Linked DNA regions of Homo sapiens: region 2 is linked to region 1. Evidence: read pairs that join two places in POLR2A ChIA-PET (ENCODE). Cell type or tissue: K562. All regions are shown on one strand. Links, peaks and the distances in the headings refer to the core of each region. The heading gives the core; the rest is flanking DNA.

Evidence for each region. ChIA-PET counts read pairs that join two places held together with the same protein. Peaks named below come from ENCODE experiments on the same cell type or tissue, not always from the same donor. Only the 100,000 strongest peaks of a DNase experiment are listed, where the experiment ranks them.
Region 2: POLR2A ChIA-PET joins it to region 1 with 6 read pairs; 7 of 35 experiments call an interaction of 5 or more read pairs at or near these places.

The regions. Positions count from the first base shown.
Region 1 is chr3:9,909,480-9,914,853 of GRCh38, reverse strand. It overlaps IL17RE (interleukin 17 receptor E), which reads right to left. Exons shown (of 16, transcript NM_153480.2): 9 at 3,814-3,989; 10 at 3,680-3,727; 11 at 3,554-3,599; 12 at 3,257-3,411; 13 at 830-898; 14 at 255-306; 15 at 77-175. Among named protein-coding and RNA genes, the nearest start is that of IL17RC, 4.9 kb to the left of the region's middle. In K562, for the core only: no CTCF peak of the experiment used is centred there; a DNase peak (open chromatin) is centred at 2,857.
Region 2 is chr3:9,960,126-9,965,499 of GRCh38, reverse strand. It overlaps EMC3 (ER membrane protein complex subunit 3), which reads left to right. Exons shown (of 8, transcript NM_001394674.1): 8 at 1,303-2,818. The coding sequence ends at 1,431. Among named protein-coding and RNA genes, the nearest start is that of PRRT3, 10 kb to the right of the region's middle. In K562, for the core only: no CTCF peak of the experiment used is centred there; no DNase peak of the experiment used is centred there.

The DNA of each region.
Region 1 (5,374 bases), core at 139-5,138:
ACAGGGGAGGGTGAGGGGGCAGCTAGTCTCCGAGCTGGGCAGGTCTGACTTCCCAGGTTACCCCAGGTGAGCTTACCTGACTGTGGGCGCCGGCAGGTGAGGGCCAGAACAACACCCAGTAGGGTGAGGAGGGCCAGCAGTGCCAGGATCAAGAGCCCCAGGTGTCTGTAAGAGACTGAGTCAAGCAGGATGAGGCCAAGCCCAGTTCCTCAGTGCCCAGCCTCCCTCTTACCTCCCCCTCCCCAAGAACTCACCATCCGGACACAAGAGGTGCTTCCAGGCAAACTGGACATCTGACCGCCACACCTGAGGGCACAGAGCCCCCCACCCCTATGAGCCAGGCATCTTCTCCTCCCGGGGAGCTGAGTGAAGCATGGAGCTGGGGGAGAGGGGAGTCCCCACTGGCTAGGGAATTCTTCCCAGGTGGGTTTGTGTCTGCTCCAGCTGCTAGCCTGGCACAGAACAGGTCAATGGTGGCAAACTCAAGTGTGACAGGGGCCAAACTCAAAAAGTAAACTCAAAGTTGACCAGGGCTGCTGTGAGGACCTGGAGAGCACAGGCCCTGACTGAAACAATCAGATGGCACTGAGCTCCAGGCCATTGTCACCATGCCAGAATGTGGACACACGGCACTAGGTTTTTCTGATTTTTCAACAGAGGCCAGAAATCCAGCTTTGTTTATATATGTAAATGGTGGTAAGCAATTTCAATTTAAAACACTGTGCTGGCCAAACCAAACATTTTTGCAGAATGGATTTTCCAGGGGTGGGTGCCACTAGGGGAGCAGATGCCAAGGCTCTGTATGTAGAGTGAGGGTAGGTTTCCTTACCAGGACACAGCACCCTGGCCTCAGGAAGGGAATGATGAGGTCTAGTGACACTGGGCTTGAGCCCCGGGCCTGTAGAAACAAAGAGCAGAAAGGCTGTCCCCAGGGAGGTGAATCTGGCCCTGTCTGGCCTTGAGTCTTTGCCCCTGCTGTTCCTCCCCACCACACCCCCAATCCTACGAGGCTTAGGCCAAGTGCCACCTCTGACAAGAAGGCTTCCCCAGTCACTCCGGCTCCCACTGATCTTTCCCAGAGCTCAGCTCCTGCTGCAGTCAGGTATTTGTCAACAGACAGACTCTGAGTGTGTCCTCTGTGCCAAGCCCTGAGGAAAGAAGGCGGGTGCGGACATTGTCTGTGTCCTCTAGCAGCTCACAAACCAGGAAGGCTGTCTCACTTTACTCTCCTGCACAGCTGAAGAGGTATCAAAACATATCATTGAAAAGAATGTAAGTTTTAAGGTCAGGAGACCTGGGTCCAGGCTTAACTGTTGCCTTTGTAGTCCCTAGCTTTGTGGTCCTTGCATGGAGGTAGGTTACCTCTCTTTCCTAAGGCTCACTTCCCTCATTTTTATTTTAATTTTTTTATGTTTGTTTATTTATTTATTTATTTATTTATTTATTTTTTGAGACAGAGTCTTGCTCCGTCGTGCAGGCTGGAGTGCACTGGTGCAATCTTGGCTCACTGCAACCTCCACCTCCTGGGTTCAAGCTATTCTCCTGCCCCAGCCTCCCAAGTAGCTAGGATTACAGGTGCACGCCACCATGCCCAGCTAATTTTTGTATTTTTAGTAGAGACGGGTTTTGCCATGTTGGTGAGGCTGGTCTCAAACTCCTGACCTCAGGTGATCTGCCCTCCTCAGCCTCCCAAAATGCTGGAATTACAGGCGTGAGCCACTGCGCCTGGCCTACTTTCTTCATTTTTATATGGGGGATAATAATCTTTATTTTACTGGGTTATTGAGAGCATCAAATGGGTATATGCACATGAATGTCTTTTTAAATAAACTACAATGTATATTCATTTATTGGTAACAGCTATTATTAGTCTATGAACTCCTTAACTGTGTTATATACTTTTCTTGTATCTCCCAGAGCCTGCTACAGGGTGGGCACAAAGCATACTAAATTGGACAGAATTTTAATTAAAAACATTTTTTTTAGAGTCAGAGTCTTATGCTGTCACCCAGGCTGGAGTGCTGTGGCATGATCATAGCTCATTGCAGCCTTGGACTCCTGAGCTCACACGGTTCTCCCACCTCAGCTGGGACTACAAGTGTGAGACACTGCATGTGGCCATCTTAAGCGTGACTTGGTCTTTCATACTGTGTTGCTATCACCTGTCTGCTTGGGAGCCCTCATACAATGCAAAACAAACATATAAGCTGCAAGTGAGCATTTAAGAAATAACTGTTTGAAAGAGCTAGTCATGCTTAGTCAGCGTGGTGCTGTGGTATTGAGGGTGTACTTGACTGTGGTTTTTATATCAGATACATGGAAGATAGTCTGATAAAGTGCTCCTAGTTACGTAACAGGTGAAATTTGTCAATAGTTTACAGGATTGTGCAGAGCCTGTCAGCTGCATGGGCTCTGCCTCCTAGGATAGATAACTTCTGCACAGGTGCCTCGTGGAGGCAGGAGAGTAGTGGTAGCGGACAGCTGGGTTCAAGGGAAGGCATCAGTATTAAATGTTGTTCTGTTAGGCTAGAGCAGTGGTCCCCGACCTTTTTGGCACCAGGGACTGGTTTCATGGAAGAAAATTTTTACACAGAGGTTGAAGGGGTTGGGGTTTGGGGGAATGGTTTCAGGATGAAACCACCTTAGATCATCAGGCATTAGATTCTCATAAGTAGCTCACAACCAAGATCCCTCGCATGCACCGTTCACAATAGGGTTTGCGCTCCTATAAGAATCTAATGCAGCCACTGGACTGACAGGAGGCAGAGCTCAGGCAGTAATGCTTGCTCACCCTCCACTTACCTCCTGCTGTGTGGCCTCGTTTCTCACAAACCACAGACAGTTACTGGTCTGCGGCTCACGGATTGGGACCCCTGGGCTACAGGACACCTGAATGTGGGAGGGCCAGTCCCTTGCCTCTGTTATTCCTGTAAATTCAGAAACTGAAAGGATTAGAAAATACTCCCTTAGCTTGCAGTGAGCCGAGATCGCGCCACTGCACTCCAGCCTGGGTGACAGAGCGAGACTCTGTCTCAAAAAAAAAAAAGAAAAAAAGAAAAAAAAGAAAATGCTCCCTTGAGGAACCTACTGTCAGCAAGTTAGCTGAACAGAGGCTGATCACGTAAATAAAGTAAACCAGATGGTAAAAGTCAGGGATTTGTTTGTTTCTGCCTTCCCAGGGTCTATCTCAATGAGGTCACAAGGAAATTGAGGGCTGTGCTCTGAGCAATAGGACCTAGTGGGGGCGAGGCCATACCTGGCTGACAGTGTACACGGGGGGCACCAAAGTGTCCTGCCCCAAGCCTGGGAGGCTCCAGGCAGCACTGAAGGTGGCATGCATTCTTGAGGAGAAGTGAAGAATCAGCTGCTGGGCTTGGGTATCCATGCTTACATTCCAGGATGTGAGAGACCCTGTTTGGGGCGGGGTGGGGGTGTTGATAGGAGTTGGGCTTTGGGTGATGAATTCAGGGCTGGGCTGGGGTTTAGCTTGGTTACAGTTGGGTGAGGATGAAATGGGGCAGGGGGTCCCAGCAGAGGTCACTTATTGACTCACCAGTCTGGTGGGGGCATTCAACATGGCTGCTGTTTCCAAAAGAGAACTGAGAAATACAGGAATGGCAGATTAGCAAGCTCCAGGCAATACCCACTACACCACATCTTTTCTTACCCATGGTTGTACCTTGAAGCAGAGCTGGGGGTGCAGGTCCACCTTCTCCAAAACATACCACTGTGGGAGGAGAGGAGAGTTCATCAGGGAGAAAATTCCTGGGCCCCAGCCCTGCCCACCCTGGTCCTGGGGGAACCTGTCCTCACCCCATCTGACTCTCGAGCTGTGGCATTCGGGAGGTCTTTGCAAAGGGTATGCCAGTCGTGCCTCTGGCAGAGGGCAGCTTCCAGCTTCAGTGGGCAGCGGAGTGTCAGGGCCATGACCATCTGAGTGTGCTGGCTGTAGTCAGTGAAGTGCACTGACTTCCAGAAGTCCGAGCCATCTGGGCAGGTGGCAGGGTCAGTGGGTGAGGGTCAGCCCTGCTTCAGCCCCACCTTGCCACCCACATCCTGGGGGCAGCTGGAGATAATGTTTGTAAAAGTAACCAGCACTATTCCTGGCCAGAACAGGTACTAAATCAATGAGCATCCCTTTCATTATCTTTCTTTTCCTTTTCTTTTTTGAGATAGAATCTCACTCTGTCGCCCAGTCTGGAGTGCAGTGGTGCAATCTCAGCTCACTGCAACCTCTGTGTCCTGGGTTCAAGCGATTCTCATGCCTCAGTAGCTGGGATTACAGGTGTGTGCCACCAAGCCCAGCTAATTTTTGTATTTTTAGTAGAGATGGGTTTTCACCATATTGGCCAGGCTGGTCTCCTGACCTCGTGGACTCCTGACCTTGTGACCCACCCACCTTGGCCTCCCAAAGTGCTGGGATTACAAGTGTGAGCCACCATGCCCAGCCCCCTTTCATTACCTTTCTGTTTTTTGTTTTTTTTTTTGAGACGGAGTTGCACTCTGTCACCCAGGCTGGAGTGCAGTGGTGTGATTTCGGCTCACTGCAACCTCTGCCTCCCGAGCTCAAGTGATTCTCCTGTCTTGATCCCCTGAGTAGCTGGGACTACAGGCGCGCATCACCATGCCCGGCTAACTTTTTGTATTTTTAGTACAGACAGGGTTTCACCATGTTGGCCAGGCTGGTTTCAAACTCCTGACCTCAGGTGATCTGCCTACTTCAGCCTCCCAAAGTGCTGGAATTACAGGCGTGAGCCATTGCGCCCAACCTCATTATCTTTCTATCCAGGGGTCTCTCTCCTCTCCTTCCCAGGCCTCCATTCTGGCCAGGTCCTTGCTTCTCCCCAAACTCGAAATCTGCTTAGGGTCCTCTCAGAACCAGGAATGTCTTTCCCTCCTATCTCTCCTTTCTAAGTCTTGCCCTTTTTCTGACCCCAGCTCAGGTGCCACTTCCTCTAAGAGGCCTTCTCTGCTTATAATGGCCCTTCTTGGGCTTCTCCCTTTCCCAATTTCTTGCCCTACAGCCTAGTCCTTAACCATAACCCTGCCCTGTAAGTTCTGTAGGCTGCTTTATGTGAGTCACTTTTGTCTGAGTGTCCTGCCTCTCCTTGAGAACAACAACATGCATACAGCACTTCAGACATCACCAGCCACTTTCATATGTAATATTTAACTCAGGCTTCACAAACACTTTGAAGGCAGAGCAGGTATTGAGATTTTACAGATGAGGAAAGTGAGGCTCAGAGAAGAACAATTGACAGAGCTGTGATGGGAACTGGGTCTTCTGGCCCATCCTCTTAGGACACCATCTCCTAGGCCTCATATTTCTAAACTTCTCACAGTACTGCGGTGCTCAGCGATCTCTGATCTATTG
Region 2 (5,374 bases), core at 1-5,000, 51 kb before region 1:
TGAGCTAACATTTGTATTTCACATTAAATAAGCTTGTTCTATCTATCTATCTATCTATCTATCTATCTATCTATCTATCTATCGAGGGTCTCACTGTGTCACCCAGGCTGGAGTGCAGTGGTACAATCCTTGCTCACTGCAGCCTCGAACTCCTGGACTTAAGCATTCCTCCCACCTCAGCCTCAGTACTGGTACACGAGAAGCCAGTACTACAGGCACACACCACCACACCCAACTAATTTTTTTTTAAATTTGTATAGAGATGGGATCTCGCTGTGTTGCCCAGGCTGGTCTTGAACTCCCATCCTCAAGTGATCCTCCTGCCTTGGCCTCCCAAAGTGCTAGGATTACAGGTGTGAGCTACCACATCTCGCAAGCTTTTTTTTTTTTTTTTTAATTTATTTTTAAAGACGAGGTATTACTATCTCTAGGCTCATCTAAAGATAGGTTGTCCAGGGCAGTCCCAAACTCCTGGGCTCAAGCTATCCTTAGCCTCAGCCTCCAGAGTAGCTGGGACTGTAGATGCATGCCACTGCACCCAACTCATAAAGCATTTTTTAGACACTCACTAATTTAAGGCAAAGTAGTCAGATTAATAGAATATTTGAGAAATGTAATTTCTTGGAAAATTCTGCAAATTTATTTCTGCTCAACATATTACTAGTTTACATCTAAATGATTATATGCCAAAAACAGTTTTTTAGTTCACATCATCAAAGTCTTTATTCCAGTGATTAAAAATTACTGGACTCCCACAAACTGTAATGAAGTGCCATTGTGTGTCTGGACATAAGGTTGGAGGAAGTGTTCTTAGGCCCACTGAAGATACCCTGGGCCATTTATGTCAAAGCATTGTGGACCATGCACCATTTAAACCAGATGGCAAGTCCCTTGATTAAAGAGCTGAGAATCTGCACTAATTTGTCTGTTGTACATCTCTCAAGAGTACTGTGGGGCACAAAGGTGCTTAGTGAGTGTGAGCTGATAGACGGGTTAAGCGCTGGGGACTTTGCAGTCAGACCACAATTTAAATCTCAGCTCCATTAGTTCCTAGTGCCAGTGGCCTTGAACAAATTATTTGACCTCTTAGTCTTAGTCTCCTTATCTATAAATTGAGGGGTGGCAGGAAGAGGGGGAGGAGAGGATTGGGGTAGCAGCATTTCCCTTGTAGGATTGAATGAGCTTATACATGCAGATAGCTCACTCCAGCTTTTGGCCCAGAGTAAGTGGTCACTAAAGGTTAGCCACAGCTGTCAGTAACAATTCCCTCTCTTCCTGCCTGGGTGTTCTCTTCCATTACAGACAGAGTGGGAAGCTTTGGAGCTGACGGATCACCAGTGGGCACTAGATGATGTCGAAGAAGAGCTCATGGCCAAAGACCTCCACTTCGAAGGCATGTTCAAAAAGGAATTACAGACCTCTATTTTTTGAAGACCGAGCAGGGATTAGCTGTGTCAGGAACTTGGAGTTGCACTTAACCTTGTAACTTTGTTTGGAGCTGGCACCTCTTGAAATAAAAAGGAGGATGCACGAGCTGGCAGGCATGCAGCAAGGCTTGTTCTTGTCTGGGCTGGGTTCCCCTTTATGTTTGAAACTAGAGGAAATAGGAGTATGCTGGGCAACTTGTTATTTTTAAAATGTTGTAAATGTTCCTTCTGGTGACTCTAGTAATGAAAGTCAGAGAAAGGGGGAAACCTCAGGCTACTGATAATATATAAAATCTTGGCCAGGCGCAGTGGCTCACGCCTGTAATCCCAGGATTTTGGGAGGCTGAGGCGGGTGGGTCACGAGATCAGGAGTTCAAGATCAGCCTGGCCAAGATGGTGAAACCCCATCTCTACTAAAAATACAAAAAAAAATTAGCCGGGCGTGGTGGTGGGCACCTGTAATCCCAGCTACTTGGGAGGCTGAGGCAGAGAACTGCTTAAACCTAGGAGGCGGAGGATGCAGTGAGCTGACATCGTGCCACTGCGCTCCAGCCTGGGCGACAGAGCAAAACTCCATCTGAAAAAAAAAAAAAAATATATATATATATATATATATATCTATCTTAGCAGAAGCCCAGTCTTCGAAGGAAGCATTGTTAATTATAGCTAATGATTATGTGCAGTCAGCCTGACATCTAGCCACAGTAAACTCCTGTTTTCTTGGGATCCAAACACCCTGTGTTTTACCATTAGTTTTGTTAGTATTGTTAACTTTCTTTACACAAGTAAACCATTTCCACTACCAAAGGTTTAGAAACTATGGATGAACAAAATGAATCTCCCTGTTCATTTTGAGCCTACATAGACATAGAGACCAAATATGTCAAAACCTTATTCAAATAAACTCTCTTCAGAGTGAATACCCAGGGTCAGGACAGACTCAGCAAACCTTCTATATCACTTAATTCTGCCCAGTGAAAATCAGTGACCCTGAGGCACTGCCAGATTCTAAAGTGCCTTTGGGATCATCAGAGACTGTCTATAAATAATGCAAAATCTTGATCTGGATGTCAGTGTATCAAATCTTATCAAATCCATTGACAAATCAGTGGTGCTATACTGGAAATGGCTACTCCTTTGGATGAAGGACCTCATTTCCCAGTTGCTTGGAACAAAAGAGAATTTACATATTGCTGTAAGAAGGGAGAGACGGCAGTTGTTGGTAGACACACAGATAAGGGTGCCCAAGAATAATTCTGTCTGGATTAAAGGTCCCAGGGAAGTGACGGTGCCATTTCTGTACCAAGAGGTGAATATAATTTGCATGTTGAGTGCAGTAATTAAGAACAAACGACTCGACTCCACAAATTAAACCGTCCTGTTTTCTCTTCTTTGCCTGTGAAAGTGTTGCCTCTGTAAGTCACTAACAACCTTCTGCCAGCAGTTGACTGTCTATCTTGGATCAGTGCGGGGAGTCTAAGACGAAAGAGATGTGAACCTTGCCCTCAACTCACAAGAGAGAGACACCTAAGAGCTTTTTAAAATTTTTTATTATTTTTTTAGAGACGATACCTTGCTATGTTGCCCAGACTGGTCTTGAACTTGTGAGCTCAAGCCATCCTCCTGCCTCACCCTCCCAAAGTGCTGGGATTACAGGCATGAGCCACTGTGCCTGGCCAAAAGAGACCTTTTTTTGAGGTCACCGAATCTGAGAATCTGGAATCTCTGACCCTGGCCTCCAGAGTAACATATGTGGACATAGATACAGACATGTCCCTCTAAAACTTATTCATAATGACCCGCAGACCCAAGTTAAGAAACCCTGACCTTTAACGATAGTTAAAATGGCTGCTTATACCAGATAGAAAAGGAACAAGTGTTCACAGGAGAGCTAACCTTTGACCTGGGTCTTGAAAGACTTCCTCTGTGTAGAAGGGCATTCCAAGCAGAGAAAACAGAATCAGCAAAAGCCCATGGATTAAACTGTCTGCAATTCATTGCACCCCAAGGAAGTGGGGAGTGGTCCAGTATGCCCTGGAAAGGTCCAGGTTGGGTAGCATGCAAATGGTAATTGGTGATTGAGTGGTAGCCGCCTCGTTCCTCTGCATCGGGAGCATTTGAGTCTGCCTCTTCACCCACACAAGGTTTGGCCTTTTTCCCTTGTAGCAAAGATGGGTGGTTAAAATGTGTGTGACCAGCCTGGCCAACATGGTGAGACCCCGTCTCTACTAAATATACAAAAATTAGCCAGGCATGGTGGTGTGCACCTGTAATCCCAGTTACTCGGGAGGCTGAGGCAGGAGAACCACTTGAACCTGGGAGGCAGAGGTTGCAGTGAGCCGAGATCGTGCCACTGCACTCCAGCCTGGGCAACAAGAGTGAAACTCCATCTCAAAGAATAAAAAAATGTGTGTGAGACTTTCCTGTCCCATTGTACTGGTAGTAAATGCACAGACCTGTCCTTGGCATCAGCGAGTCAAAAAGAAAAGCCAAGGTTGTTTTAGTAGGCTCTTTCCAGAACAGCGCACAGGCTTAGGGAGCAGTGCTTATTGTGTGTGTTTCTTGGAGTTCAATTTGGGCCAGGCTATAAATGAGAATTGCATCTCTTCCATCCACCTTGACTTATCACCTGATACTACTTAGGACACCGCAAATGTCTACTTGCTGATCATGGAATAGAACAGGGGTGTCCAATCCTTTGGCCTCCCTGGGCCACACTGGAATAAGAATTGTCTTGGGCCACACATAAAATACACTAACACTGACGATAGCTGATAAGCTACAAAACAAACAAAAAACAATGTTTTAAGAAAGTTTATGAATTTGTGTTGGGCCCCATACCAAGCTGTCCTGGGCGGCATGCAGCCTACAGGCCAGACAAGCTTGGTATAGAAAGTACCGTACAAGGAAAGCTAAATATTGACAGTCAACTGCACAACACAACTCAGAAAAATACAATTTAGATTTGAGGTGAGTAGGTAAACCCGTGCTTAGGGACAAAAGTCAGCTCGATTCCTCTGTTTGGTCTGTAAGGTGTGTGATGGGTATGTGTGTATGTGAAAGAGGGTTACTAACTGGATTAGGAATATTGCAGTTGCAGGTGACAAGCTGAACTCAAGCAATTAAAAAGGAATGGAAATTGACTCAATAACTAAAATGTCTGGTGGTTGGCTTCAGGCACAGCTGGGTCCAGGGCCTCTCATGATATCATCAGGACTCAGTTGCTTTCTCAAGTCTGCTTCTTAGACAGTTAGTTTTCTTATAGAGGCACGAGATTAGTAATCCTAGTGAAAAGAAAGCACCCCTTTTTAAAAAATCTAGGAAAAGTTAGGGTTGCATCTTAACTCATCTGCCTTAAGTCAACTGCAAATTCCAGGAACTGCTTAGCTTCTCATAAACTATAAGAACTGAAGGTATAATAAGAGTGATTCCCCAAAGGAAAACTGGGATGCTGTTGCCTGAAGAAGTGGCATGGGTACCAGACAAAAAATATCTTATCTTACCTTTAATCATCCAAACCATCTGGAATGTTCCCAACAGGAGGTGCTGTCCCTGTCCTTGGAAGTAATTGCGGTCTGCAAACATTTGCAGGATTTCTACAGTGTGCTCAGGGCCATGCTAGATATTTTCAGATCTTTCTGTTCATTCAACCAATAGTGAATTGAGTGTTGCCAGGCACTGCATATGAACAAGACACAGTCACAGACCTTAAAAACTCAGACTGCTAGACCAACCTGGCTAACACGGTGAAACCCTCTCTCCACTAAAAAATACAAAAAAATTAGCCGGGCATGGTGGCGGGTGCCTGTAGGCCCAGCTACTTTGGAGGCTGAGGCAGGAGAATGGCGTGAACCCAGGAGGTGGAGCTTGCAGTGAGCCGAGATTGCGCCACTGCACTCCAGCCCGGGCGATAGAGTGAGACTCCATCTCAAAAAAAAAACAAAAAC